Regions from separate parts of the Mus musculus genome. Here region 2 is linked to region 1. Evidence: chromatin loops called from intact Hi-C (ENCODE). Cell type or tissue: heart. All regions are shown on one strand. Each heading gives the region's core, and the rest is flanking DNA. Links, peaks and the distances in the headings are about the cores only. Region 1 holds the start of Ptprf (protein tyrosine phosphatase, receptor type, F). Region 2 overlaps Kdm4a (lysine (K)-specific demethylase 4A).

Region 1 (15,640 bases), core at 2,442-10,441:
CCTGGAGGACACGCCCCAGCACACACAGCAGCCTTCAAAGAAGCTTCAGGAGCAATATTTATTTTTGACTTTCTGCTTCTCTGTAATTTCTAAAATGAAGGTGTGCCCCTGGATGCCTCCTCGGCTGGCACGCACGGCGCATCCGAGCCCCGCCCCTTCCTTCTAAAACTATTACTGAGGTCTCACTAGCACTGCGCACGGCCCTGGTGGGGCAGGGCTCAGTCACCCCCTTATCACCTCATCAGTAGCTCAGCTACTCCACTGGTACCCACGGGGAGCATCCTGCAGCCTCACCCCACACTCCCAGTCCTGCCACCTGGCTCTTCACCGACCCAGGACTGATGCTCCTCACCGTCCACAGACTAACAACCTCCACACACACCTGTCCTTGCTTTCACCTTTTTAAAAAAGATTTATTTGATGTGTATGAGTGTTTTGCTTGTATTACATATGTGTACCATCTCTGTACATGTATGAGGGGGCTCAAGTTCAGAAGAGGGCATTAGATCTCCTGGAACTGGAGTTATGGAAGGTCGTGAGCCACCATGTAGGTGCTAGGAACCAAAACCCCGGGCATCTGCAAGAGCAGCCAGTGCTCTTAACTGCTGAACTCTCTCTAGCCTTTGTCCTCACTTTAGACTGGTCACCTTTGGAAAGTTAGGGAGTCTTCTTAGGTTAAAAGACACTGCCTCACTCAGATCTCACCAACCCAGCCTCTACCGACCCATCCACCCCTTGCCAGACCAGAACCATAGGCCCTAGGCCTTAGCATGTCAGTATGGACTTCCTACTCCCCCAGTCTACTGCATTTCTCCACAACATTCCCAGTGGCCACTGCTCTGGCAGCAGGCTGCCAAGCAGGTCTGGCCAGAGAAACCAGCTCCTGAGTTGCAAACTCAAAGGCCCGTTTGTCTGGAGATGCCTGCCCAGTGTCACAATGCTTGCTGTGGGGCTGTTAGCACCACCGTTGCTCAGGAACCCAGGCAGAGGAGTAGTGTTCAAGGCACCGCATGGTGACACGCCCCTGCCAGCAGCACCATACCTCCTGCCTGATGACAGGGACAGGCCCTACCTAAAGCAGGAGCCATGAGGCAGGTCTCTGAAACACACAGGACCTCAAGGCTACTAAGACCCCAGGGAACACAGAACAGCCCAAGGCAGTATTCTAGAACAGTGCTCTGGACCACACCAGTCCAGGATCAAAGAGGCCCAACCCAGACTATCAAGTCACCACCAGCAGTCCACAGAACTACTCTAAACCCACAAGGGGACAAAGCCTAGAACAGTCAGGATGGGCAGCTACCCAGAGAACAAACCGGCATAGGCGTCTGGAAGACAGACTGGGTCTAACTGGATAGGACTTCAGTGAGGAATCGCGTTCAACCCAGAAAGGTCTCCGGCCAGGCTTAGGGATCAGTTTGAGCGAGATCGCGTAGAAGGAAGGCCCTTGCATCAACCTGGCTGGCCTCGCTTGGGCTTTGCGTCACCTGCCAGCCAGACTGAAACCCGGCCCACCAGTGGGACCAGAAACAAGTAGAAACCCAGAGCACAGACAGGGACTGAAGCAACCTCCAGGCAGGCCTGGGGCCGCACCACAAACAGTCCCCAGAAAACGGCAGATAATACACAGCCAAGGAAATAAACTTGAGCTCTCAGACCCAGAGACCCAGAGACAGAGATTTGGTGCATCTGGACCCTGGAGGCAAAAGCAGAACAAAGAATCTTAGGAGGAAGAAGGCATTAGACCACCACAGAAACTGCCCTTCCTCAGAACCCTCTCCATCCACCTCAAGAACTCTCTTCTCCAGGGCCCCACCTCCAGCCTTCTCACACCTGCCTGTGCCCTGTAGGTCACATACACTGGTACAAAACACAGTCCCATCAGTGACCATGAGGCTGGGGGACAACCCCTGCCTGGTTGAGCACCCCACCTGTAAAGCCCCAGCCCAGGGCAGCCATGCAGATGCCTTTGTCTGGACAGTGTGCGCTTCCAAAGACAACTCTGTGACTTAGTGATGGATTCTGATGGAAGAGTTTATTTTCAGAAGAAACATCAAAACAACTGCTACCACTGAGCAGCCCATACAGGGCGTGAGGCCCTGGCCCAAACACCCCGTGCTTACCTTTAATCTGCCTAACAACCCGACGGGGCATGCAGTTTTCTCATGCTCGTTTGAGACATGAGGTTCAGAGATGGCTAGCAAGTTGTTCAAGGTCAAGTCGAACTCCAGCTGTTAATAATGTGGGCTCCTGGCCACTACTGACAGCTGTCTTGCTTGAGAGAAGTCACTCCTAGCCCTCATGAACTCCGGATGTCCTTCTTTGGCTTAGACATTATCTTCAGACCAAATCCTGTTGTAGGAGCTGCACCTTCACCAAAACTCAAGTGCTTCAAAGACAACCCACGGGGCCTGAGCTCAACATCCACCTGGCCTTTGCCTTTCCTCCCCAGGCCCTACTTCAGGGACTTCAGCAAAGCCTGGGCTCCTCCCTCCCTCCACATCCCACCCACCACCCTGTCCTGTCAAATGTGCTTTCTCCATGGCCTGCTGCTCCTCCCTGTCAAACTAGCTTTCTCTCACCTGACTTTCTGCAGGCGCCATCCTTCTTTCTCACTTGGAATACCATCTCCACCCAGAACTTTCCATAGCCCAGAACCATCTTCTAGGAAAGAAATCGGCTGTAGCATGACCCACGGTCTCCACCCAAGCCTTAAGTTCCTAGCCTCTCCCCTCTGGGGTTTCAGAAGTCTTGTACAAGTACCTCACAGAACATCCAAGGTTCCGTGAGCTGCTATGTCTCCGAACACACCACAAAAGATAACATCTCTCCATCTTTACTCATACCATCTAAACTTTTTAATTAACTAATTAATTAATTGTGCAGTGCCGGGAACTGAATCCAGGGCCTCCAGCCTGCAAGGTAAGGCCTGCCACTGCATTATTTTCAATGCTGCTGATATTAATTCCCTTCCCTCCATCCAAAGCATCCTTTCTCTTTTTCAGCTGGCAAACTCCTACTGATCTGTCAAAGCCCACTTCAGAGAGCCCATCCGTAGTCTCTGAGACTCGTCTCACACTGAACCTGCAACTCTGCCCTGTCACACAGGAACTGCTCCAATCCTCTCGCTTGGGCTTGGAGTGACAGTTGATTTTGTCACCCACCTCAGCAGCTGCTAAGAGAGGCTTCCCTTTCTACACAGCTGCTAGTCCCACAGGAAGCAAGACTGCCAGGCCCAAAGTGCCTAGGCCTGTGCCTGGCACACAGACAGCAATCAATAACAGGTTACTGACTCTCTTTTCCTTCCCCACGAAGTGCCTGCTCACTCCCACAGCTGCACAGTTCTCTCGGCTTCTCATAGCAGCCCTGAGGCCCACCCTAGTCTCGATTATCTTTCTACAGGGGACTGAACCTAAGACCCGCAAAGAGATCTTGCCCTGTCACGCTGGAGCGCAGAGGTTGTTCAGGCTGGGGGCTACCTCCTCCCACTGAGGTCCTCAAACTGACTCTAGTACAGGTGACTGGGAAGAAGTATAGAGACAGCACAAAGCACCGGGAACAGTATCTTGCTACACATCAATACAACTCACAAGGCAAGGTTTCCAGCCAGCCTAGCCTTGCTGCAGTTCACCTCACCCCACCCCCAGCAAACTGCTTCTCTGGCACCCAGAACTAAAGTCCTCTTCCCATAGCCCTAAACACATGGGCCTGGACAGAGGGAAGGGGATGCGGCTGCGAGAAGAGAAGGATCCTATTAAAACTGTCCCCATTAGAGGAAGGGAAGAGGACCATGGTGACTCAAGGGAAACAAAACCATGAAGGAACTGTATTAGAAAGTGCAAGAAAGCATGTGTGCAGCAAGGCCTGAGGCTGAGTGTGCAGGGCGCACGCACAGACAGGTGTGCCCTGTGTGCAAGCACAGCGGGTTTCTGCAGGAGGGCTCCTCCTTCCAGGGACTGTGAAGTGCACTGGCAGAATGGAGGGTGAGCTGAGACCCAGAAGGCAGGTGGGAAGGTGGGGCCTATGGGGTATGTGGCCTGAGCCCTAGCTGAGAGTGAAGGCTTGTTCTTAAAGAGTCGTTGGAGCCCTAGGCATATCCACATAATCTGTAAAAACAGGGATTTTCACGCTCCCTGAAGCAAGAGTTAAAACGGAGCCAAAACAGAATACCCCCCCCCTGCCCGGCCCCCGATTTCCTGTCAGACCTCTCCCCTGGATCCTATCAGGTTCCTGGTACCTCCCAGAGGATCCCAGACTGGGCCCTTCATCCAGGAACTACCACTGACTGTCCTTCCTTCCCCAGGCCTACCAACCAGAAAATACTTCCCCGTATTCCCAGGCCAGAGCCAGCACCGGGTCACTCAGGATGCCACCCTGGGCCCTTCAGCAGCACAAGTGGAGTCTTCCTCAACAACAGCCCTTGGTTATCCAGCATCCCCAGGCCGGCCCTGGCTGCTCTCAGGGTGGTCCTCCCTCCCATTCCACAGCTACTGGCAGGTAGAGCTCCCACCCCACCTGCTCCAACTCAGGGGCCCTGCAGAGGGAGGGGGAGAAATGGGGAGAAGGGCTAGCCCCTCCCCCTCCCGGGGTAAGAAGAACCAGAGGGGCCGCATTCCGGAGACGTGGGGGAGGGGGCCTGACAGAGGGGGATTCAGAGACACCAAGCAGAGAGACACCTAAGGAGGGAGCTACAGAGACATGGAGGCACAGAGGCCCGGGGAGAGGGAACAGGGAGACCCGGGGAGAAGGAACACGGAGACTCGGGGAGAGGGAACATGGAAACCTGGGAGAGGGAACAGGGAGACCTGAAGAAAGGGAACACGGAGACCTGGGGAAAGAGGACAGGAAGACCAGGGAGAAAGAACCCGATACTCGGGGAGAGAAACAGAGACTGGAAAGGGAGAGAAACCCACGGCTGGACAAGCTGAGACCGCAGGGAGGAAGATCGGGAGGCAGTGAGCGACACAGGGAGCCGGAGACACCTAGGGAAACCGAGAAAGGCGCCGAGACGAAAACCCGGGCGCAGAGACTGGGGACCAGGCACACCCGAACGGGACGGGACGGGGCGGGACGCCGGGAGGCGACTGAGTGAACTTTCGGAGCGGGTCCGAGCGCACCCGTCCTCCCGGGACGAGCCGCTCTGGGGCCTCGAGGGCGCCGCTCGAGGTGGGGGTTGGGACCGCCCGGCCGGCCCCTCCCCGGGCCGCGCTCCGTACGGAGACCAGGGAAGGGGGGCTCGCAACTCACGCCCCGCTCGTCCCGGGGCCGCACGTGCGCCCGGTTGCCCGCGAGACCCGGCGTCGGCTGCGGCTCTTCCGCCGGCGGGGAGGGGGCGCCGTGGGACGGGGGAGGCGGCCTGGACCCGCCCGGGGCCGGCGGGGGAGGCTGAAGGCCGCCCCCGGAGCGCGACCGCGGCGGATGGGGAACCGGGCGCCCACCGGCGCGGGGAAACTTTGCACGGGGGGTGCGGGCTGCGGCTCAGGTGCGGCGGGGGCTCGGACGAGATCGCGGGCGCGGCAGGTGGGGGCGCGGCCCGGCCTCCGGGCGCCCCCGGGCCCGCCCCCGGCTCAGCTCCACGGACGCGGGGGCAGGGTGGGGATGGCGCGGAAGGGCCGCGCATCGAGGGGCCCGAAGGGGGCTCGGGGGGTCACTCACCGCCTCTCCGGGGGCCGTCGGTCTGCATGTCCCCCCTCGAGCCGCTGAGGCCGCCGTTCTCAGTCCGCCGCTGCCGCCGCCGTCGCCCGCTCCCGCCACCGCCACCTCCACCGCCGCCCGAGCAGGAGCCGGAGCCGGAGCCGGAGCTGGAGCCGGAGCCGCCGCCTCTGCCGCCGCCGCCGCCACCGCTCCCGCGCCAGCTCCAGCCGCGCGCGCCCGCCCGCCCGCGCCCGCGTCCCTGCCCCTGCCGTGCGCGTCCCCGGCGCCGCCCCTCCCCTCGTGCACTCTCGCTTGTAGAGGAGTGGAGCTGTAGGCCCAACGAGGCTGCAGACCAACCCCAAGTCTAAACCGCCTGGAACATCAAAATTGAGCTTAAACCTCAGGAACGAGCGTGGATAGAACCAAACTTAGACACAAAAGTCCAGACCCTCCCAAATCCTCACATGTACGTAATACTTCTCTAGGGTCCCCTGCCGCCAATCCAACCCAGAACCACCTTTAAACCTAATGTTGAGTCCAGACCCTAAAATTTGCCTAGCAATCAGAAAAAGTAGTAATTTTTTTTTTAACTGAACGCCTATAGTGTATGGACTCCAATTACAGATTCGAACACTAAATGGCTTCATTTCTTCTACCTGGCCTAAGTTTGATATTGATAGCAGCCCCAACCCTTGGTCTGAATGGAGTCCGGTATAGATATTGAGACCCTTATACAGAAGAAAATACTATGCTAAGGCAGCTGCCTCACACCGGAGCCCAGTGCTTTCATGTGTTCTAGTCTCTGCTTTATTTCTATCCCAGACAAGAACATTTCCCTGCTGGGATTCTTGATTTTTAAAGAAGATTTTTATTTATATATGTATTTGTGTGTGTACGCCAGTGTGTGTGTGTGCTTGTATATGCATATTCACCGTGTGGTGTTACAGGAGGGTGTGAGGAACCCAGTGTGGGTGCCGGGAACCAGACCCAAGTCCTCTGCTCTTGATTGCTGAACACTCCAACGCTGAAACTCTCAATTCCAATAGAAAAATTGGAACTGGGTCACCAGAGGAGTTGGGGAACACACCCTAATACAGACACTGATCTCAATACCTCTCCCATCTTGGTGATCTTTTAGTATAATAATCTGATCCAACTCTAATAATTGTGCAACCTGAGATGGGACTGGCTTTACAGAAACTCCACACGGACCTTTATCTCTACACCGCTCTTCCCCTGTGCTCTGATCTGAGGTCAACCCCACCCAGAGGCTAACCAATATCCCAACATCTACACTAATTCTAGCAGATATGAATGATCCCCGGTCTCAAGATCTGTTCAGTATACGCCTTAGCATTGAATTCCAGACTCCTTGTCCACAGCCACACCACCCTGAAACCATCCACTTGCATTTGAACTTCACTGACCTCATGTCAAATTCAAATGCACGTGCCACCGTGTCCAGTGTGTGCAGTGCTAGGGACTAAACCAATAACCTGCTTGAAGATTTATATTCCAAGCTGTGATTATAGGGACTTGGTGATCTCCAAACAAGAGCCAGCCTTGGCATCAAAGCCTTCAGGCTCCTCACGTGAAACTATCACTTAGAAAGTCATCAAGGTCACGCCAGCCATTTTCTGTTCCCAATCCCACACCACGAGGCTTCACCATTAAGACAAGAGGTGAGACCCTTCTGGCCTCTACAGCCTGGATCAGGTGAGATCCTTTGTGAAGGCTCTGGTCTCTGCATAGCATCTCTCCGATTTTTCTGAGAATTTAAAATCAGATGAGAAATAAAAACAAGATCTGGGGACTATTGAGGCTCCTGGGTTCTCAATGGTTACCTGCTAGGTTTAGGGATCTGGGTTGAGGATCAAGTTCAGGGGAACACCTAAATCACAGGGCAGCTTTTGTCTTGGAGCTGCATTCACAAGCAGTACGCGTGCGCCCCCTGGTGTACGATAAGGCAATAGGCCTGGCTTCCGAGAATCTGGGCACTTCGGCCCAGATGACAAATAGATCAAAATGAATACTCCTAAGGCAGTGGTTTTTCACCCACGGGTAATTTTGTTGTGCTGTGGGAGAGCTGCTGCAATTTTTTTTTATCCATCTTTAAATATATTTTGTCTGTTTTTCAGAACTCTGACTGTTTAGTTCCCCAGTTTAAAAACATATAATTTTCGACCTCCTTTTCGCTGACTTCTGGAAACAGCTCTTTCCCCTGGCTTTACCGGCCTAGCCTGCCCTCCATGACCACGGGTTCTCCAATTACTTGGCCGCGTCGTCTCTTCATTTCCACGGCTCAATACTAGGTCTTTCCTTCTCCTGCCTCTTTCCACCCCTTGGCCCCCGTGTGAGCTCCAGCTCCTTGGACTAAGCCCCTTCTCTATGCTATGTCTCAGCTGTCCCTCAGATAAATAGAATTCCTGTCTCAGGTCTATCCCCATTCATCTCAGGCAAGAAACTCAGTCACTGGACCAGAAATATAGATCTCCTGCCCAATTGGTCGTCAGTCCTGCAAACTTCGTGAAGGAGACAGAGACACAGATGGGATGAGGAGAGACTGGTTAATTCTGACCTCCACATTAGCCCAACCAAAGCCAAACTCAATTTTTAAATGTTCTTGTACATAGTTATATGATAACTCACCCTTCAACTTACTGAACCTGGAGAGAGTTCATACTTGCTGAGGGACATTGGCTTCTTCCAGAAAGCCACACTTGGGCTGGGTTCGTGAGTTACGTCCCCTTGAGTTGTCACCACATCTACATCTTTGTGTTTCCCTCATCTAAGACTCTAAGGACAGGAGGGATGTGTCTGCTTCATCCACTGCCTTGTTCCAGTGGCCAACAAGGGCGCCAACACTCAGCAGGTGACTGGAATGTATTTATTAAAACAGTGAAGGGCTGGAGAGAGGGCTCAGCGGTTAAGAGCACTGACTGCTCTTTCAGGGGTCCTGAGTTCAATTCCCAGCAACCACATGGTGGCTCACAACCAACTATAATGGAATCCGATGCCCTCTTCTGGTGTGTCTGAAGATAGCTACAAGGTACTCATATACATTTAATTAATTAATTTAAAAAAACAGTGAAGATATTTTTCCCTTCTGTTCACAAGGAGCCACCAGATGTGAATGACCAGGTCAAGAAAGTTTCCCTCACCAGGGCTTAGGCAGTCACCCTGCAATCTTCGGTGGTCTTGGCATTTATGAATAGAGAAGCCCACCTGTCTTTTCTGCTCACCACCCTGAATGTCAGTAATGTGAGGTTTATTTGGTGGTCCTGTACCTCTGCCCAGTTTAGTGGCTGTGATACTCACAGGTAGGAGGGCTGAAGCCCCGCCCCACCCCCGCCCCCTGGCTGAAGGCGGCAGACCCACTCACTGCTAAACTAGCTAGGCTTCTGCTTTGGGTCACTCAGACCTACATTCTGGGGCCACCACAGCCATCTCAGGCTCTCAAACTATTGGTCTCTGTCCCATCTCTCACCTACTTTTTGGCCCCTATTTGGTATAGTACATATGAAGGCTGGGCAGAAGAACACTGGGACCCCTATGGTCTAATTTCAGAATGTATAGCACCTGGCTGCCCACAAACTCAGGGGAATGAAACAGAGGCTCAGGCCCTGAGGCCACAGGATGAGAGAACAGTCTTGGGGGGGGGGACTAGATGGCATATGAAGAAATAAAGCCAAGTCTCAGACCAGATTGTCAAACTCTGAGCACAGGGTCCATGCAGACCTGCCCCTGCTGCCCTGCTCCGAGGCCTGGAGGGGAGGCATGTCCTTGTGCTCATATGTGAAGGCCAAGTGATGTCTCCTGGCAGCAGTGCTGTGTCTGCTGTGTCCCAGCCCCAGGGTGCAGGGTGAGGGAAGCGCCAGATGTCAGTTCCCACTCTCTATTCACCCTTTGTCCAGATCCTGGGCCCACTGGATGCCCCTCAAGTTCATGACGTCAGTACATCTCTTAGCTGGTTGAAATCGAATTACATTTCAGCCTGAGTCCCCACCCCACCAGGTCAGCAGCAGTTCTGTTATCCCTCACAGCTGCCTTTACCCTCCCCTTGCTGAAAGTGCAAGAATTCTGGGGCTTTGCACAGCCCCAAAGTTGGTCCGTCTGTGCTCCTGAGCCTTTCAGGGAGAGCTTTAAACAGATACTCGAACAGTGGCCATCACTGTAATGGGGTATCCCACTATGCACTGTCCACTTCTCCAAGGCCTCACTTTCCCATCCTCATTCCCCCTTCATCCCAGGCTCTTTCTAGGCAGCTCCACCCTTCACAAAGCTTCAGCCTTTAGTCCTTGGCGTGGTTCCCCCTGCCCACCCCCCCAGCCACCGACAGCTGCTTTCCAAGGTGGTGGGGTAGACAGTGCTGTTTACCTGCCCTCCCGCATGCCTCTGACGGACGTACGTCAAGAAGAGCTCAGAAGACACAATCACCAGTTCGCCTTCCTCCCGGTACAGATGGGAGAGAAAGGCTGAGTCCCTTGAACACAAAAGCCTGGCTAATGTCTCTGCTTCCTTGCCAGTGAGTCACTGTGGTGGAGCATGATACAGGAGCTGATTTCTCAATGGAACAAGCTAATGATGACTTCACCCTAGCAGGACTCCCTAATGTCCTTATCGCCAAGTGAAGCCACCCACACCTGCTCCTTCCTGCCCATCCCCGTGGTTTCTAAGGGACTGGAGGTTGCTGTCCAGCAGATGCTCTGACTTCTTCAAGGCTTTGCTCTCCTTTCCCCATTCGTTGCTTCCTCTTTGCCACTTCCTGTTCTGTCACGCTCAAGCCTCTCCTGCCCTGAACAGAACTCCCCCGCCCCCATCCCTCAGGCCCACACCCCCCTCGGGCACACCCCCCTCCACAGTGGGAGAGACTTCAGCTCTTCTTCACTCTCTCCGGGCAACCTTCTTCACTCTTCCTCTTGTTCACTTCTAGGTCTGCTGCGGGTCAGGTTTGGATGATCACTAACTTCCTCTTCTGAATCACTTTCTGTGTGTACAAAGTGTGTGTGTGTGTGTGTGTGTGTGTGTGTGTGTGTGTGTGTGTGTGTGTGTGCATCATATGTGTGGACGGGAATGCAGGTGAGCGTATGGGAACCAGAGGGCAACCTCGAGTGTCTGTCCTTGCCTTGTTTGTGACAGTCTCTTGTTGTTCACCTCTATGCCACATTAGCTGCATTCTAAGCTGTGGGGGATTCCCCTGCCTCCACCTCGCATCTCACCAGTGCTGACTTGGCATTATATGGGTTCCCCAGTTCCTGTAATGATGCCCGATGGCTGTACCTCCGTGTCATGTCTAGCCTGGTGGGTGTCCCAGTAGCTCCGTCTGCTTCCCGCTCTACCTTGAGTTACTTTTATTCCCGTTACACAGTTCTTTGACCTTGCTGTCCATCTCTTATAAGAAGTGTGAATCAATCTCTCCCTCTCCCTCCCGCTTCCTTTCCCTCTCCCTCCTCTCCCTTTCCCCTCCCTCTCCCTCCCTCTCCTCATCTCAGTCCCCCCCCCATCTTTCTGTCTTTTCCTGGGTTTCACGTTGCCCACAAACTCTCTCTACAACTGAGGCCAACCTGCAACTTCTCCTTCTGCTCCTGCCTTCCGAATGCTAGGGTCACAGGCCAGTACCACAATGATCATCAGTGTATGCGGTTTGGGGGCTCAGACTCCAAGTTTCATTCATCCTGACAGAGCACTCCACCACCCGAGCTGCAAGCCCCCTCTTAACAGCACACACTGGGCCTGGTCCCTGCTGCACCTCACTGTTACATCAGGTCCCTCTGCGAGTGACCCTGTACTCTCCCGATGCACCACCTCTTTTCCTTCCTCCCTCCCTCTCTCCCTCCCTCCCTCCCTCCCTTCTCCTCCACGGCTGATTTAGGTCCTAAAGCCTAACACTTCGTGATGCTCTCGTCAGTCCTCCTCGCTCCTTTACCTCCCACCTCTTCATCATGTGTGGATGGCAAAAGCCCAGCTCTGAATGAGCCTTCCTGACGTCTCCCGTCTGTGCTAAAGCAACCAAGAGACACTGGTTTGGTTTTGTTTTTGAAGGAATGAGCTAGTGGAATAAGTGCATGCAGCAGAGAGAAGGGGAGAGAGAACACCTAGCTTCTCTGGAGACTGGAATACCAGAGATGTACACAGGGGGCCATACCCCACAGCCAGGAGTACATGTAAGGTCAGTATTTCTCCACTGGACGACAAGCATCACCCCGCAGGCAGGCTCCTGGTCTTTTGTGGAAAGTGGAGCAGAACCTAAGAGAGTACCAGGCAACACAGGTGAAGGAATTCAGATGTCAGGAGGGGCCTCCAGAAGCTGCACAGAAACTCGATGCTGGATGCTCCAGCTCTCAGGGACTCTCCATCCACTGCCATGCCATCCTACCCTCCACCCCCAAGACTCAGTGAGCACAGAGCAGCGGCTCAAGGGGAGCCTGACATTTAAAGAGCTGCTGACCTAGGTCTGAGTAACACCCACAGCCCAGATCACTTCCCCTCGCTAACGCCTTCCTTTCCTCTTTGTGAAAGGGGATAAAACAGCAGAATTGGAAGCGGGACACAAAATCGTGTTTGTAAAGCACTTAATCAGAGCACACCCTAGGTTCTAGAGCTTAGAAGCTATTTGATGGTTTTAGAATTAGCATAATCAAGCTTCTAATAGCATCGGCTTGGAGAAGCGTTTTACAAGCTCATCTCACCGGGTCTCCTATACTGGATAACCCTGACTACCCTCCACCGGAAGCTCAGCCTTCACCCCTGTCGGCCTCCTCTGGCACATGCCCTACGCTTGTCTAACTCTACTTTCCCTTCCTTATGCCTTAAACTCTCAGGCCCCTACAGATAAGCTTCCCTCCAGTTCCTGCCTAACCAAGGAAGCAGCAACTGTCCCAGGGGGTGGGGGTAGGGGGCTGCCATTCCACAATCACAGAGCAGAGTCCAGGCAGAGCCTTCCTGCTCCCAAAGCCACTCCCAGATCATTATTCCTGCAGCCTCAAGGAAAAGCCCTGCTCGCTTCAGGCTCCTGCCATCTGGCTCACACAGTCCCTTCACTCAACCAAGATTTATTGAGTTTCAGAGTCTCTCTCTCTCTCTTTCTCTCTCTCTCTCTCTCTCCCTCCCCTCCCTCCCTCCCTCCCTCCCTCTTTTTTTTTCAAAAGGGCTTCAGGTACACTGACATGGTGGCACCCTCAGAAGTGGAGCAAGAAGATCATGAGTTCGAAGCCAACCTGGCTGCATAATGAGACCCCGGCTCAAACAAGCAAGCAAATAAACAAATGAGCCAGATCAAAACGTAGGCTCTGGGGAGGGTCTTGAGGAGGATAAAGGCGATGGGGGTGGGGCAGGAGGGAGCTGCTAGGCTCAGGGTAGGGGAATGAGACATCAGTGTCTAGGTGCTGACCAGCTTCAAGAGAGCTGATCCCTGCCAAAAAGGTTTGGCTTATGATTGGAGTATATTCATTATAAATTACACTTTAAATTTTCATATGGGGCAGCTGAGACAGTAAAAGCACTTGTCATGCTAGTCTGGTGACCAGAGTACAAGAGAACTGATTCCCAAAAGGTGTCCTCTGACCTCAGTATGTGTGAAGAGGCACACACACACACATACACATACTCACACACACAAAGAAAAAACTCTCCCCAATATATGTGAGTTTTGGCTAACTTAAACAGGGAAATAGACTCTTTCTTTTAAGTACTTATGAATTTATTTTATATAAAACAGGAGTAACAGAATTCGGGTGTTATCTTTGTTGCTTCACATGGAAGTTGTGAACAGTCCAAGCCACGCAGAAGGAAGTCTAGACAATAGCATCGAGCATGCTACTGAGGGTGGGAACTTTTGGAAAAGATCAAAAGTTAGACAGCCATTTATCTTCGTAGTGCTCTCATCACTGAAGGAGAACCAGTCTGCTTTTCTTCTTGAGCTGCGCGGTCAGGAACTCATTTGCCATGGTATAAATAGCCTAAGCTGGGCTGGGAGATGGCTGGGTGGATAGAGCACTGGCTGCTCTTCTAGGGAGCCAGGTTCAATTCCCAGCACCCACATGGCAGCTCACAACTGTCGGAAACTCCAGTTCCAGGAGACCTGACACCCTCACACAGACATATGCAGGCAAAACACCAATGCACATAAAATAAAAATTAAATGATATATATTATTATATATATTAAATTATATGTTTATGTGTATATATATGTATGTATATGTATGTATATATATATATACCCTAAGCTCTGCAGGAATTACCTCTTGATGTGGCCCAGCACCTGGAACTTGACGATGTTCCATCTACAGAAAATACTGTTCCCTTCCCTGAGCCCTAGCAGCCCCTCCCCTTCACCACATCACCTTTATCCTCTCCAAGACCGGAGACCAGAGCATGAGCGATCACAGATGACTCCCTTTAAAGAAAATAAGTGCACATTTTCTTTTACTAATTAATTGATTGGTTTTGGGAGGGGTCTCATGTAACTCATGCTAGCCTTGAACTTCTGACCTTCCATCCCTCCACTTTAGAGTACAGAAATTATGGTTTTATGTGGTACTGAGGATTCCTGAATGCTAAGGAAACCCCATGCCAACTGAGCTACACTCTGGACCCTGATAATGTAACTTGAAAGACAACTCATGATGAAGACAGAATATGGCATCAGGGTTATAACCAGAGCTTTCCAAAGACCAAAAAGAAAAGAATTTCAAGTCAAACGAGGCTGGCTATGGTGACTCACACCTGATACCAGCATTTGGGGCTAAGACTGGAGGATTGTCACAAACTGGAGACCAGTCTCAATGGTATAGCAAACCTCTGTCTTAAAACCATAAGAGGGGCTGGGGTAAAAGCTAGTTATAGACTCCTGGCTTCTTTTTATTAAAGACTTTTAAAATTTAAATGTATGAATGTGTTTGATTGGAGAGAGATATGCATGTGCCTACGTGTACTTGTAGAAGCCAGAGGACAACTTACTGGGGATAGAATCTCTTCTGGAGTCGCCTCTCCTTCCACCAGACAGACGCTCGACCACCTACCCTGTAGGTTCCAGGGATTGAACCAAGGTCCTCAGGGCCCCTTTGCTGCAGAGCTATCTCAGCCTTCCTGCCCATCCTCTTACCTATAGTCCTTCAATCCTCCCCATCCCCACAACAGAGAATTTTTTTGTTTTCAGAAATCTCTTTCCCAGCTCAGGTAGCTCAGACCTGAACTCTTAGCACTTGAGAGCCTGAGGCAGGAGGATTGCCACAATTGTGAGGCCATCATGGGATATATATATATATATATATATATATATATATATATATATATATATATATATATATATGTATATATGTATATATGTATATATACATACACACACACATATATGTATGTATGTATGTATATATATGTGTGTGTGTGTGTGTGTTTATATATATATATATATATATATGCCAGCATGTCTATAGAGTAAGACGCTGTATCAAACAACAGCAGAACAAAATACAAAATATCCTTTCTTCCCCAGAGCCCTTCCATTTTCCCAATCACTTTTCCGAGTCATATCTGCAGGGTAGATCTAAAAACTGAGTAATACTGGGATTGGAACCGCTTTTTTTTTTTTTTTTTTTTTTTTTTTTTTTTTATTGTATATAAGTACACTGAGCTGTTTTCAGACACTCCAGAAGAGGGAGTCAGATCTCATTACGGATGGTTGTGAGCCACCATGTGGTTGCTGGGATTTGAACTTCGGACCTTCGGAAGAGCAGTCGGGTGCTCTTACCCACTGAGCCATCTCACCAGCCCCGGAACCGCTTTTCACAGAGCTTTCTAGTAGGGAAGAGCGCTCCATTCCCTGAGCTTCGAGTGGGCGTGGGCTCACTGTATAGGGCTTTCTTTTCAATGCCTGCTATTTGTGCTGGCTTCTTTATTCAACCTGCTAAATAAAATACTTTCATACTCGTAGCTCAAAGACAGACATTACTTCTTCAGTCTAGTACATTCTAAAGCTATAGTGAGACGGGAAATAATTCCTTAAC
Region 2 (15,640 bases), core at 2,877-10,876, 140 kb before region 1:
TAGGACTGTAATCTCAACCAGTCAGGAGGCAGGAAGATCAGGAGTTCAAGGCCTGCTTCAGCTATAGATAAATCCTATTTCATATCTTAAAAACGTGAAAGGACCGGGCAGCAGCTCCACAGACAACAGCTAAGGCCCTAGTTCCAATGCCCAGTTCCAAAAAGAACTCATTTCAACTCTCAGAAATGCTACTAAAATGTTGTTCTCAGGGGACCGGGGAAGGGGGGACGGACCTCTGTGAGTTCCAGGCAGCCATTGCTACACAGTGAGTCACTGCCTCAAAAAGTAAAATGTTACCTCCATCCCAACTGCGATTCTATGTCAGGTTTTCTTTCCATACTTTTTTATTTCTTTCTATCTATCTATCTATCTATCTATCTATCTATCTATCTATCTATCTATCTATCTATCTATCTGGCTTTGACATAGGCTCACTGTGTAGTCAGGACCAGATCTGAACTCTAGAGACCCTGGCCTTAATCTCTTATGAGCTGGATTCATAGGCCTTATACCATGCCCTATATGTTAATCGAAACAATGTACAACAAGAGTGAAAGAAGAATTGACCTGAAAAAGATTCATAAAACTGGGGAAATATGTCAATATGACACAGACACAGACACACACACACACACACACACATATCAAATAGTATTAAGATAATAGCTAATCTTAGTTTTAATTTCTAGTAGAATAACTATTGATAGGTAACATTCACAAATACACGGTCTCTTAGAACAAAAGGCACTCAGACAGGAGCAGTGTTTGGAGTTAGAGCCAGCAACACTTCTCAGCGCATGTGTGATAAGCGAGACATCCTGACCTACAGCACAGCACCAGGTCTGGCTGAGCGCTTACTAGTCCCTGACCGTGCTACTACCAGTGATCACCCTCGCCTTCACAGTTACACTCTGCCTGGTAACTAACTGTGGTGGTTTGAAGGAGGATAGCCCCTAGGCTCCTTGGTCCTTACCTGGTGGAATTGCGTGGAGAGGATCAGGAGATAGAGCATTGATGGAGAAGGTAACCCTTGGGGAGGGCTCTGAGACTTCAAAACACTCTTAACCGTGTGTGTGTGTGTGTGTGTGTGTGTGTGTGTGAGAGAGAGAGAGAGAGAGAGAGAACCTGTGTCATCATGCCCACAGAGAGAGAGAGAGAGAACCTGTGTCATCATGCCCACCCCATGCCCCTATGTCCAACCTGGAGATCAAGATGTGAACTCTCAGCTGTTCCTGCTGCAATGTCTTTGCACCATCGACTCTGAAACCATAGGCCCCAAATTAAGTGCTTTCTTTTATAAGTTGCCATGGTCATACTGTTTTGTCAGAGCAACAGAGAGTAACTAAGACACTAATTAATATGCTTTTGGCAATGATGTTGCTAATGTAGTAAAAATGCGTGAAGAATCACTAAGGAAAAAATGGTTTTGCCCTTCTGTGTTGGGCGCATAGGCTAGCACATGAAAAGGAAGGGCAAAGGCTGGGGAACCTGAGCTAAGCTCTGAATAGCGAGCCAGGAAAGCTGGGCTCGGGTCCAGGTAAGGCTCTAGGGTTTCAGGTGTTGATAAAGCTTTCTTAGGTAGTTTCTCTGTAGCTCCAGAGCCATCACCAGTGAAGAACCCAAAGTAAACTACAAACACATCCTGAGAGGGCATGGCTGAAACAAGGGTTGGATCGTTCTTTTAAAGAATCATGCCAGGCAGTGGTGGCACAAGCCTTTACCTTTTAATCCCAGCACTTGGGAGACAGAGGCAGGCGGACCTCTGAGTTCAAGGCCAGCCTGGTCTACAGAGTGAGTTCCAGGACAGCCAGGGCTACACAGAGAAACCCTGTCTCGAAAAAACAAAATACAATAAAAGAATCCCACAGCTTTAATGCAATGAAACTGTATCAGCAGCGGTTTGCTTCCAGAGTGTGAGCTTGCATCCTGAACTAGATGCTATTAGAAATAATTTGGTCTGAGATATAAGCATATTTCAGTGGACTGCAGGGAACACTGACTCCTCTGAACTCCTCGGGGAAGCTGAGCGCCCCAGCATGTCCACTCTTCCTTGAAAGGGAACCTGGGAATAAAGGCTCTTTCTGTTTGGAAACTGACCAGGGGCAGGCAAAGAGACCACAGTCATCCAGCCGGCAATAACAAGAAGATGTCCCAGACCCAAAGTGCTGCCAGAAGCCGCTTTCAGACATTACCACTATGTCCTCAGGATAAAGGTTGTCACTGAAGGAGCCGTCGTCAAAGTTGACTTCGTAGAAGGTCTCGGTGGTGAGTCTGACCACCTCACACTGGTAGAAGCGCCCGTTCTTGTGTTTGCTGATAACCTTCTGGCCCGCCGTGATGCTCAGCAAGGCTCCCTTAGCACGCTAGAAGGAACAGCCTGGGTTAGCCTGGATCGCACTGTCCCCTATGGGGCCGGGGAAAATAAGTGTGGCAAAGGAAAGACTGAGACAAATGGAAGGCAGAACAGGCCTTTCCAGACACCTACATTCCAGCGACAAGCCACTCACATGAGCTCTGAGCTCCAAGCCAACTAGTTCTTAGATGATACTATCTTTTTCTTTGATTATTTTGTTTTGTTCTCCAATTTACAGCAATGTCCTGCCTCAGCCTATCTTATCCAAAAATCCATGAACTCACTTCCCTTCATGATTTCCCTGGAACTAACCAAATAATACATTCTAATGTGTACACCTCAGGTATGTGTCATAGCATCTGGATAGAGACGCAATAGGTAGCTGGTGCCCTGGGCCCTAGACCCTGAACATCGCTAACCAACCACTTGGGCATTAGCTCTATCCTCAGGAGAAGGGCACAAGAACTGAGATACTCTGGTCTGCACAGTGAGTTCTAAGAAAACCAGGACTACAGACCCTATCTCAATAAAACAAAACAAAACAAATGCCAGTCACTGTGACAGGCACAGTGAAGTCACAGCATGCCTGTTTCAAGATGAGAGATGTCACCTGGAGAATCACCTGGAAGCTAAGTGGCCAGCTAGCCTGGGTGGGGGATTCGAGAAACACTACACCCACAAGGCAGACGGAGAGACCTGACTCCCAAAAGCTGATCTGCTTCCCACGTACACTCCAATGTATGTGCAGAGCTGCACACAAATGACTCGAAATCCTGGCCTTCCACAAGTTATCCTCACTCAGAAAGAGAAGGGACCTTAAATGCGGCGGGCCAGGGCCTTCCCCAGGGCACTGCTCACTTTTTATGACTACCTGCCAGATTCCCAGAACCACCCTGAATGTTCACTCTTATTAGACATACTCCTCTGTTTCTGAAGCTATGATTACACTCTAACTCCCCTCTACTTCCTTGGGGCAGCCCCCCCCCCCCAGGCTCCTCCAGAACTCCACATGTCCTGCACATGTCACCGCCCTCCTATGTGGCAGAAAATGTCCAACTGTCAGAGGGTTCAGCTCTCACCACTTACAGAACGGCTCTGACATACCAGGCTCTTGGGTGAAGATGCTCAGGAGACTTAAGCAAGGGAACAGGTAAACCAAAGAACCAAGCCATGGTTTGTCAGTGCCACTGAACTGTGAAGGCCAAGGCAAGAAGTGGGTCAGGCTGAGCCATATGTTAATTGCTAACTCATTAACATTTTCCATCAAGGATATGTGCTGATGTAATAACTTGGCAACATGCAGAGAAAATGACCCTGAAACCTGTCAAGAGGACTCTATTATGGTGCCCTCTTACCTCCAGATTGGGAATCTTGTGACGGAAGCACGTGATGAAGACAACAAAGGGCCAGTCGTCGGGTTGCATCATCACCCCAGCAGCCTGGGCACAGCTCACATGGAAGGCAGTGGGGCAGCGGCCATGGGAGCACTGCACACAGCAGCCAGCATTCCGTTTTCTCCGCTTCTTACAAAAAACACACTTCTGCACAGGAGAGAGAGAGAGCACACGATTCCGTGGAATGGCCATCCATCTCTTCTTGTTTTCCCTCCGAAATGCATAAAGCCAAGCCATCAAAAGCCAACTCCCCCCTCCCCCAATACGTGGGAGCACCTAGGGACTGCTCTACTCCTATGTCCAATGTAAAGTTCCCATGAGGCAATTCAGCCTCACGAGGGGAATGAGACTGACCAAAGCTAAGCTGAAACGCACTCAGCTCCCCAGATTCATCAGCGGGGAAGCTATGCAAATCCCAAGCCCACTCTGGCTTACCAGTTTGAAGCGGGGCAGAGGGATTTTGCTCACATCCACTGGACTTCTTTCAGCAATGTTGACAAACCTTGCTTCTAGAATTGCCACTGCACATGAAACATGAACCCATCTGCCAAAAGAGGAAGTTTCAGTCACCCGTTTTTATAGCCCCAGGGGCCTACTGACCAAACTTCCTCTATCACCCAGCATGACCGATGGAAAGCGTCATTTACCACCATATGTAGTACTGTGCACACACTGCCCGAGGCCAGTGCAGGGGCAACCCGCTTACACCACCTCCTTGCTCTGGCAAAGCGCCTGACCGAGAGTGGTGGGCTTTTCCCTCCCAGACACCTTTTGGGAAACAGACATGCCCAAAGTTGGAATGTTGGGGTTCCACTGATGTGTCAATTGCACAAGGCCCGGGGTTCAGCCCCAGCTCGATATGAAAACCTATAGGAGCCATGGAATCAAAAGTCTGCACTATTGGTTGGGCTGTTATTGGGGATGGGAACAGGTCTGGCCTTAGAGGGCAGAACATGGATCAAAGGTTAAAGGGCAAAGATGAGAGGTTCAAGCAGAGCCATTTCCACTTCAACAAAAAAAGTTACCAGCCAGGCTCTACCTGCCCTGGGAGAATTACAGTGACCACTGGTAACAGCCGTGTTTCAGTAAAGGAGTGAGGATAGCCACACAGCCATCCACCACGAGCGGACAGCCACACAGCCATCCACCTCGAGCAGTATGGGGATCCTGCCAGGGTGGGAGGCTGGACACCCGTGGGGTTTTATTCAGAGACAGGCCATCCACTGCCGGCTGCTGTCAGCCCACATGTGCTGTGCTACTCTCTACAGAGCAAGCCCTCAACAGCTTGTGTTTCCTCCTCAGAGGAGGTAGACCTGAGACAGCACAAGGGTATAACTCAATGAGAATTACGTGTACGGAGGCTGAGAAGCCCAGAAACTTCTATAGCTCTAACAGTGGGTGGCCTGCCTAAGCTCTCCCCGGTACCCAACAGGTTCCCCTAAGGACATCTGCCTGATCTCCACCAGCAGGTCTAGCCAGGCAGTTAACTGTGGAAAGTGCTTGGCACTGTATTATCTATAATCCCAGTCTGTGGGAGGCTGAGGCAGGAGGATCAACAGTTAGATGCCAGCAGGGACTACACAGGACATTTCAGGAGACCTTGTCTTGAAAGAAAGAATCAGGACCAGAGAGCTAACTCAAAGGTTGAGAGCACTGGCTGCTCTTCCAGGGCATCTGGGTTCAATTCCCAGGACCCACAGAGTGACTGACAACCGTTTGTATCTCTAGACCCAGGAGACCCAAAGTCTTCGTCTGGCCTCTGTGGAAACCTGTGCACAGGATGCCCAGAGATGCAATGCAGGCAAAACAGCCACACACATAAAATAAGTGCATTGTTTTTTTTCTTTAAAAAGGAAGGCAGGCAGGCAATTGTAACCAGGTCAGTGTCCTCACTTCCAGACCACAAAATGCCTGTGTCATTTTCTCAGGACTGTCATCTCTCAAAGAAGGACACTGCTTACGTCTTGCCTCTGAGGAAAAGGTGAAGTGAGACAGGCAGCCTAGGCCAGTCTTGCTCATTCTATTCCAGCTCCGTGCCATGGGCTGCCCGAGTCCTCACCACCCCTCCGGAGCAGCTCCTGCCCTCGAAGCACTGCACATGCTCAGAACTGGGCCTGGGCGTCAAACTTCCCAGAGAACTCACCTGTCGTCATTGGCTCTCTGCAGGGCCCCTCCACGCAACGAGCATAAGCAGCAGTCCTGTCCGGAAAGCAGAAGGAACACAGTCACCAACAACTCACTACATACAGTCTGCCCTCCTGAGACTTCCTGTGGACAAGAGCAGTGTAGTGGCAGGTAGGCCTTCAGGTACATGCCCTGCAGTCGGGACTCCCCTGAAGGAGACAGGCCTTAGTGCATAATTAGAACTACAGAATGAACCACTTGAGCCCCATTCTGAGACTCCAAACCAAGAGTCGAATTCTTCAAAGGGAGTGATGGCTGCTCCAGGGACAGCTACCTGATCTGCCCTCACAGCTCTCAGATCCACTGGCTCTGACATCTCCGAGTACCAAATCCTAAGCCAGCTGCTCTGGACATAAATTGTGTCCAGCATGGAAAGAGGCTAGCCCCAAAGCCACCCCGATCTCTGAAGACGATGGGAAAAGCATGGGGCTACTCACTTCCTCCAGGGCATTGGCTGAACATCGAGAGCACATCCATTCTTCAGAAGCCTTGGCAGGAGGGACGCCATAGCAACCTAAGGACAGCAGGAGAGCAAATGCAACCCAACCCAGAGGCTGCCGTTAGAATGCAGATGCACAGTGCTCTCCCAAAGACAGTAAATCATACAGAAATCCCAGAGTCCCCAGGGCTCAACCATACAGTGTGGCCCGGAGACCCAGGAAAGTCAGAAACTGTGGATTCACTGGTACAGCTCCCTAGTATGTATCTAGAGACCCCAAGTTGACAGGCACTGGGATGGATGCTGGAGCCACAAGGCAACTCATCCACCAGCCACCAACTTCCCAAGAAGACATAAGCATCTTTTGCAGCAGGAGACTGGGAAGGCCATTCGGTGACAACTTCTAGCTCCCGTGAGAGGAGGTGAGAGGTACTCACTGGCGTGGACCCGGACACTGCACTTCTTGCAGGACACTAGCATGCTGGTGCCATCCTCCTCTAGGTACGGGGTGGACAGATTGATGTCTGTGCTGCAGCCAGTGGTGGTAAAGCACATTTCGGGGATCAGTGGCTTGGTCCTCTGAGTCTGGGCAGCCGGCTCTGAAGCATCCCCACAGCTCTGACTGAAGGCTCCAAATTCCACCTAAGTGAACGGCGGAGAACGAACGGGGGCAGGGTGGTGAGCACGCGGCTGTGCTCCTAGCCCTCCACCTGCTCCATCAGCAGAAAGCTGGGCCTCTTACGGGTATGACTGCAGCTATAGCTCCCGGGTGCACAGCCATTATCCTGAAGCTACTAATTGAAGTTACCTCTAATGACTCAAATTCAATTTCTCACAGCAGCATCAAACAAAGGGCCCTGGGGGACAACTGAGAAAAGGGAACAAGTAAGAGGCACCTGGGACTTGAGTCTTCCCAAACCAAGTGATAATAAAATTCACAGAGACACCAGCAGCCAGGCACTGCCTGTCCCCCAGGTGCTATGCCACATGGCAGCCCCACTCGGGGACAGCACCCAGAGTCCGTGCTCCTAACGGACCAGCGCTGACTGCCTCTGCCGGGCCACGTCAGCAGGTCACCTGAACTGTGGCACTGTCACATGGCTGGGTCCCCACCTGTGATTCCTGGCTTGAGGGCTCTCTAGAAAGAACATTATGTTTCATAGTCCTCTTGGCAAACTATAGTCACTACAAATATCCTCTGGCTCTGCCGCTGGATGGCACCATGATCCTTATTCCAAGGACAGAGCCGGGAAGCGCGTCACCCTCTGAGCCTATGCCATTCAAGAAACTCTGGCCCCCACCTAAGAGAGCTGCTGACAGTAACAATCAGGCAGTCACGTCCCTCACAAACACGGCACAAACAGTTCTCTGCTTTGCTGCCAGTTAATACAAAGAAGTAGCTGTTGATCCAGCATGTGGGTCTAGATGCCATCCTTCTGCATGCATGAGCCTGGGCCCTGCCAAGCTCAGGGCAGCTGGGCCACTTTAACTGCCATAGGGAAACTGCCTACCTACTGCCACACGGCGTAGGACCCATTTGAGCCTGAGTTGGTTACTCGGCACCTGACTGCTGTGAATTCCTGTCTGACCTTCTGGAGCTCGACCCAAAGCGATCCACACTGTGAGGTCATCAGTGGACCGGCATGGGAAGCCCACAGTTGAGCCCAGCCTTCACTGTGGCAGAGCCTCTGCCCTCCCGCCTCCCTGGCCCCAGCTGCCTTCTGCTCAGGCAGCACTCACTATGACAATGAGGAGGGGAAAAAAGAAAATGGCATGAGAAGACCGGGCTCCTGGCCCAAGGCTAATGTCAAATGGGAAAGAAACTGCATTCTTGTACCCTAATTGATCAGGACTGCATAGGATCGAGAAGAAAGAGCCCTGGTCCAGAAAGATAAGAAGAAACATGCTCTGCAAACATCGAGATCTGTGTCACAAACAAGGGTCACCAGATCAAAGCATTCTTAAGTGTTATCTGCCTGGCATAGCCACGCGAGCATTAACAGAACGAGGATACTAGGGGAAAGGCCTCCTAAGACAAGCAGTGACAAACCTCGCACCCACAATTAAACCCCGCTTCCTCCAATTGCTGGCCCAGGATATCTGGCGGCAGCAAAGCACGCTCACCTGATGGTAGGTCTGGAAGATCATACACACAGCACAGTGAGGGGCCTGTTGGGCCATGATCTCATTGAATTCCTTTTCAGCCTCAAAGTTCGGGGGTCGGTTCTGCCACAGCTGGCTCAGAGGCTTGGCCCAAGCCTCTGTCTCCTCAGCCTCCTCCTCGGGGGTCAGCTGCTCAGAAGTCTCTAGAGGAGGAAACAGAAGTGTGAGTTAGCACCAGCCTGCACACAGGAGGTCTGCCTACAGTGCGGAGGAGTTCAGCCAGTGGCCCTGGCTCCAGGTTAGGACTAAACTCAGGATTCCAGAGGATGATAAAAGGCAAAGGCCAAACAATTACCAACAGACTCCTTTTAGGCCAGGGTGACTTAACTGGGATGTGAGTGGGGACATGGGGGACTAGCCCGGGAGACTTAGCTGGGATGTGAACGGGGACATGGGGGACTAGGGTGGCTGTCGCAACTGCTTTCTGTTGTCAGACTGGCTCAAGGTCTCTATTCTTCCTCATGTTCTGGGTGCTCATCCCACTCTGTCCCCTGTAACAGCTGCCACATTCAACCCTCTGCCCTCTGTGGGCAGCAGAATAAAGCAGCAGACAGTCAGGAACTATGCGGTTTGCTGCCTCCAAAATGCCAGCGAGTCAAGTCCGTTCTCCTCTGGGCTTTCCCTTCAGTTGTCCTGGGGAAACAGGCCAAGACAGGACTAGTAAGGATGAAAGGTGTTACATCATGGCCCTTGGTCAGGACTTTCCCCGCTCACTCTGGAAAGTCCAGGTCGTGGGGGAAGAACAATCTGCCTGGTGGGGGGCGCCGGGGGGGGGGGGGGGAGGCATCCCAGGATCTCAGGAGATGAATCTTCTTCCTGGCCACTAAATGTCTATGTCAACCAGGAGCTTGTGAGTGGAGAACTCACAGGCATAATCCAGTAGCCAGGAAATAAAACTGGCTACTGCATGTTCAAAGACTGGGAGAGAGGGAGGAAAATGCTGATCCTGAAGAGCATCAAGTATTATAAAGCCTCAACCAGCAACTTGCTGGCCTTCCTCAGAGCCCCGGGCCATAGACTCCTCATCTCTCTTCAGTGTGCTGGGCAGCAGCAGCAGGCCTCACAACTCAGGCACCCTTAACCACGACCAAGGAAAAATCCTCCTCTGGGTTCATCTTTCCACAAGAGTGAGACTCACTGCAGAGTGGAACACAGTGGAACTATTCTCACAAAGCAAGAAAGGTGCAAAGCCCACTAGTTCCTGGCACACACAAGGTCAAGGAGCAGGGCAGAACCTTAACAATTTTGAACGCTGGAGAGAACTCTGATAGAAGCAGGAGCAAACGTCGGGACAGATTGATGCAATAAACAGATGAGGAGGCGCAAGCCTGTAGGAAGTGCTGTTGCATGTGGAGATGAGAAGCCCCTGTTGTCTATCCCTCTGGCCATGCATTCAGTGGCTGACAGGAAATTGGCTTTGACAGTGCGCCCATCAGGCATCGCCATGAGGCTACTGCCCAGGGGACTGTGGATTTGCAAACCACTGCAGTGCTACTGGCTACGATAAAAACACTCCTTCCCCCAGAGGCCCGAGGTCTCTGCAAAGAAGCCTAGCGTAAGCTGTGGTGGGCACACCTATTGTAGGTGCCCACATGCTCGCTCTAGGCAACTCTAGCATAATGCAGAGAAGCCATTTCTTCCTCCACCTACCATAGTCAGGTTTCATCTACAGGGACCTGGCAGCTGCCACTGTGCACAGCCAGCCCCTGTGAAGGGCCACTGTAGCGTAAGGAGGTCAGTGTGAACGAGCCAGACAGCCTCTAAGAGCCCAGAGTGCCTGACCCCAACATGAGGGACCAAGATAGTACAGCAGGGACAGAAATAGACAAGCTCATAGACCCGTCTTCACATACTGACATCTGCTCTACTCACGAAGCCAAAAGTGGCCCAAACCATGACATATGTGAACACTGAATGCCAAGGGGAGACTTCCACTGTGTTAAGTGAAAATTGCAGAGATCAGAATTCTAACAGTTTACATATGTAAAGCTTCACGGAGCCTTATAGTCAAGACGTGTGCATCGCACTGAAAATGTTGTTATTCAGATAAAAATGCCTTTTTAAAAAGCCAGAAAAAGAGAGAGGAGAGAGAGACAGACAGACAGACAGAGAGAGAGAGGGAGAGAGAGAGAGAGCGCGAGCCAGCACGCACTTGGGAGACAGAGGCAGGTGGATCTGAGTTCAAAGCCAGCCTGGTCTACAGAGTTCCAGGACAGCCAGGGCTAAACCGAGAAACCCTGTCTCAAAAATAAATGAGAACAGTGAAGAGACCAGATAACCACATCCTCCTCTCAGGGACACAGCAGGTGTCCAGGAGAAGCCGAAGCTGCCAGAGCAGCACCTGAAAGCGGAGGGAAGAAGATCAGGAGGAGCTCAAGGCGAGCCTGGGCTATACCACAGCCTGGGCTATACCACAGCCTGGGCTATACTATACCCTGTGTCCATAATGTACCAGCAGAAAGAAAGCAGACAAACTCACAGTAAAAGTTCTGATAGCAATGAACACATGGGGGGGACCACACAGAGTCTCCTTTCACTTTGCCATGACTGAACACTGCTTATCACAAAAAGTAGAGACAGATGACATCAGTTACATAATTCCAAAAAGACATACTCAGACAACAATTCACACCTGGGCTGGAAGTGTGTGCTCTCAGTATTCACAAACTCCTCTTTGGATAATTTTTCTTTTGCCTCTTGGAAACTTTTTTTCCCTACGGTCTGTGTCTTTTTGTCTGATTGGTTAGTTTTTGCCTTTTTGAAACAGGGTTTTTTATTCTGTGTAATCTTGGCTGTCTAAGAACTAGCTCACAACCACCCGTATGACCCCTCCTCTGGTGCGTTTGAAGTCAGCTACAGTGTACTTATGTATAATAATAAATAAATCTTTGGGCCGGAGCAGTCAGGGACTGAGAGAGTGGAGTTGACCGGAGCGAGCAGAGGTCCTAAAGAATTCAATTCCCAACAACCACATGAAGGCTCACAACCATTTGTACAGCTACAGTGTACTCATATACATTACATAAAATAAATAAATAAATCTTAAAAAAAAAAAAATAACTCACTCTGTAGACCAGGCTGGCCTGGAACTCAGAAATCTGCCTGCCTCTGCCTCCCAAGTGCTAGGATTAAAGGCGTGTGGCACACCTGCCTGGCTAACCTGGGTCGTTTTAAAGCATCAAGGGAAGAAATCATACAAGAGGCAGAAGCTCTCTGAGCACAGACTCAGAGGGACAGCTGGGACAAGACTCAGAGTCTGGCCACTTCTGATCCCAGGGCCTGTAGGCTGTCCCTGTGCCCAGGCTGTCCCATACTTTCTAAGAGGAAAACTGAGAGATGAGCTGTGACAGCATGTCACAGGAGAGGAGAGGAGGAGAGGGGCTCCGCACTGGAGAGTCAGCAGTCCAAGTGGCTCTGGTTCCACAAGCATGCACGAGCCAGTACCTGGGAGGCCTGCCAGCACCAGCCTGCTGCTCCAGGCAACTGAGATGACCACTCCCTGCTGTTGTCAAGATGCGCTTCGAAGCTACACTTCCTAGTTCTTCTTGCACAGATCTCTTAGTTCCCCTTTCTGTCTCCTCCCCAGGCTCTTCTGCTCCTCTGTCCCACCTCCAGCCCCTGCTCAAGCTTCTAGGCATTCTTGATGAGTGAGACCCTTTCATTTAAAAATACTCCTCCACATCGATGTCTTCCCACATCAATTTTCTCTATCCACAGTAACCTTGGGTTTCTGAAGCCAAAAGCCTTAGGACACAAAGATGAGGCCATCAACTCATCTTCTTCCCTGTGGTCTACCCTTCCAGCTCTGCAGACTGCTGCCCAATCCGGCTGGCGCCGTCTTCACTACTTCCGCTTCTCCCACCCCACCAGCATCCGGGCCCAGTGGTGTCTGGGAGCAGTCCTTCCAATGCCAACCCCACTGTGGTGCTCCCCTTCTTCAAACACACCTCCACGGTTCCCTATTGCGTGTGAGGACAGCCTCAGTAGGCTCGTGAGAGGAGCTGTGGACGGCCAGCCCCACGCCTGCCTTGCCCCTCAGCTCAGTTCAGGCGGCAGCGGTGTCCTCCAGCTTGAGCTAGGCAGCACTGCCCGGCAGCTCCCCTGCCTGCACCCCCATTCCCCGTCTCATTCCTGCTGTCCCCTCAGCTTGGATAGGGCTCCTTTCTTTACATCCCTTTAGCTGGCAACCCCACTCCTCGGTGGGCACCTTGAGGGCAGGCACATATCTTAGCCAGCTGTGCATGCACAGAGCTTGGTATCACTGACGCAACTTACTATCCTGAAAAACCAACCTTGTACCTCCTAGGAAGAGAAAAGAAAGAGGCTGCGTACAATCACACAGCCCACCAGCTCTGAACTGTCCTGGGCCCTGGGCCCACGCCCACCCCTGACCTCTGACGCCCGGTGAGGGCAAGGCTCGCTGTGGGGACCCGCTTTCCGTCTAGTGAAGAGAGGAGACGACTTACCGTCATCGCTGCCGCACTCCTGCAGCACGAGTGGGTGGTGGCGTGGGAGCTTGCTCAAGGGCTGGCGGCGACCCTTGGTCTTCTTATTCTCCTCCAGGGAAAGCATGTACTCATCTGCAACCTGAGCAAAGCAGGGCCGATCAGCAGGTGATGACACCGCAGGGCAAACACCCGAGAGCCTCCCCTCTCTCGGGAGGCTGAGCTTAGAGGACAAAGGCTTGAAGGGCCACGTGTGGGATACAAAGTCTCAGAAACAGGAGGAAGGGAGGGAAGGCAGGAGAGCTGAGGGGAGAAGAGGGGCCCAGGGAACAAATAATGTAGAAATGAACAAAAGGTCAATTTGGGGGCTGGAGAGATGGATGGCTCAGTGGTTAAGCTGCTCTTCCTGACACCCACCCGGCAGCTCACAACCATCTTAAGCCCCATTTCCAGGAAGTTCAACGCCCTCTTCTGTAGTTCTCAGGCACTGTACACATGAGTGCACAGACATATACTGGTGCCACGTACTCACGCACAAATAAAAATTTAGACAAATCTAAAAAACATGTCTCAGAAAAGCAGAAGCCATAGTGCCATGCACACTAGTCTATACTGGCACACTTTAGAACTTAGGGCAAAAATCTGTGTATGTCTTGCTTCTTGGACTTCTCAGAAGCCACCTAAACAAGGCAGGGACTCTCCCACTTTAAGGTCCCTGCCATGAAACACATCAGGACATCAGAGGAGTCCAAGCGGCCCTGTCCTTTGGAGGTCAGCATCTGTTCAGTGCTGGGCCGCTGGGCCCTCTATACTGAGAACTTAGACGACAGACAAAGGGAGGTGGCACCTAAGCCATTGCAAGGATAGCAGCCCAGCTCCAACTCCACCTTCCACCCTGTGGAGACTGGGCTCTTGTGGCCACTGCTAGCACCCTTGGTGATCTGAGCTTCCTTTCCTCCAAGAAAGAATGTCAGCCAACACAGGGTGTCTGCCCTCTGGCCCAGGTGACATGGGAAAGTTGTTTAACACTGCATTTGCATCATGCCTGAGCAAACATAATTAGGTTTAAGACGTACAGGACTGATTAATACTCCAGAGTTTCTTTTTAATCAGCATGCTTAAAAATTGGTTATACTGACATTACAAGACACAGACTTGGCAAAACCATTAAGGGAGGAAATGAGGCCTAGAAGCTAGCCACTTTTCGACACTTATGCCTCGGGTCTACGGAAAAGTGGAGGCACTACAGGCCACTTTAGAGGTCTCCTGGACCCATGGAATACAGAGCATCTCGGAGCTTCAGGACGGCGCTTGGCATCTCAAGAGAAAATAGTTCTGTATCGGCCACATTCAGGCAGAGAGCCTGTTCCTGCGAATACAAGTGTACCAATAGGTCCATGAGACCACCCAGTCAACAAATGTTGACTCAATACCTTCGATGTGCAAAGGCCCCTCAGGAACGGAGGAGGTGTGAAGCAACAGACTGACAGGACAGGATCTAGATCTCCTGAGTGAAAGATCAATCCATGGACCGTACCAGAACGAGACAGAGTAAGGATCTTTGGTAGGCACTGCCTGTGACATACAACCAGACTTCCAAAGAGACCCTGCCCACATGGTATACCCAAAGCAGTGTTTCTCTAATGTACAATGGGGCACCATGGTGTAGTTAAGGGGCACTACCCATGCTGTGCATGTCCAGGCCAGGCTTAACCCTCTGCATCATCAAGTGACCAATGTACATAAAAAGGCCCCTCAGCGGATACAAGTGAGGAGCTCCACACAGCTGGGAAGGCTCCCCAGGACTCCAAAAAGTAGTATGGAGTCCCACAAAGCTGCTCATGAAGCAGAGAGGTGCCCAGAACACATGGCAACCCGAATATCTAGACCTAATGTCTACTTATCCCAGAAGACAGCAGGAACAGGAAGGAACCACACCTCAAGAGAAGTTAGATTAGTCTGAGGACAGAGCGGCCTCCAGGATAGGCCACCGAAGCATGGTCTACAGCCAGAGAGAAAGAAGTCAGTAAAATGGAGACAGCAAGACATGTGGCAGACAGAATGCCCATGACCTAACCCTGTGAACAACGTGTTATGTTCATATGACAATGGAGACCTAAGACTGAGAAGCAGGCGGCTGTAAAACAGGGGGACCATGCTGTACGATCTGGGCAGGACCGATAGAGTCCCTAAGGCAAATACAGCAACAGCACTAAAGAAGGCCAGGAATCTTGTGCAGAATGTTCCAGGCCCCTGCCTTCAATAGCGCAGCGCCCCAGGTTCCAGAAATTTCTGTTTCCTCTCTAACATGTGGCCTACAGAGTTATAGTCAACGCTGCCAGTGAGGCTTGTCTTGCACAGAAGCATCTGTTCCCAGCCTTGCCTGAACAAGCAGGTCTGCAGCAGATGTATCTCCGTGGCCTCCTGAGCCATGGGAACCCCACTGCCCTGGTACTTCCGCAGGGCACCGTCACTAAAGCTAGCCTACCAGGTGGCTCTGGACAGAGCTTGGGTGTGGACAAGTAGCATACACACTGAAAGCAAGTGGCCCGGTTACAGCTAGAGGATGCCAGGGGCAGGGTGTGAGTACCTGAGACACACAGTCCTCTCAGAAACCCTCGTCTTTCCAAACACACAGTTGGTGCTGTCAGATCTGTGGGGA

The links. A loop is a pair of places that touch in the nucleus more often than their neighbours do. Peaks named below come from ENCODE experiments on the same cell type or tissue, not always from the same donor. Only the 100,000 strongest peaks of a DNase experiment are listed, where the experiment ranks them.
Region 2: it touches region 1 in a loop (4-fold over the local background); 4 of 42 quality-filtered maps call a loop at or near these places.

The regions. Positions count from the first base shown.
Region 1 is chr4:118,285,525-118,301,164 of GRCm38, forward strand. It overlaps Ptprf (protein tyrosine phosphatase, receptor type, F), which reads right to left and starts at 5,873. Exons shown (of 33, transcript NM_011213.2): 1 at 5,656-5,873. In heart, for the core only: no CTCF peak of the experiment used is centred there; DNase peaks (open chromatin) are centred at 5,907 and 7,587; H3K4me3 peaks cover 3,029 bases; H3K27ac peaks cover 2,887 bases; H3K27me3 peaks cover 147 bases.
Region 2 is chr4:118,140,191-118,155,830 of GRCm38, forward strand. Kdm4a (lysine (K)-specific demethylase 4A) reads right to left here. Exons shown (of 22, transcript NM_001161823.1): 12 at 13,000-13,120; 13 at 8,495-8,676; 14 at 6,808-7,012; 15 at 6,369-6,445; 16 at 5,891-5,946; 17 at 4,183-4,291; 18 at 3,709-3,894; 19 at 2,193-2,363. Among named protein-coding and RNA genes, the nearest start is that of St3gal3, 13 kb to the left of the region's middle. In heart, for the core only: a CTCF peak has its summit at 7,579 (motif pointing right); DNase peaks (open chromatin) are centred at 4,291, 7,601 and 10,281; H3K27ac peaks cover 505 bases.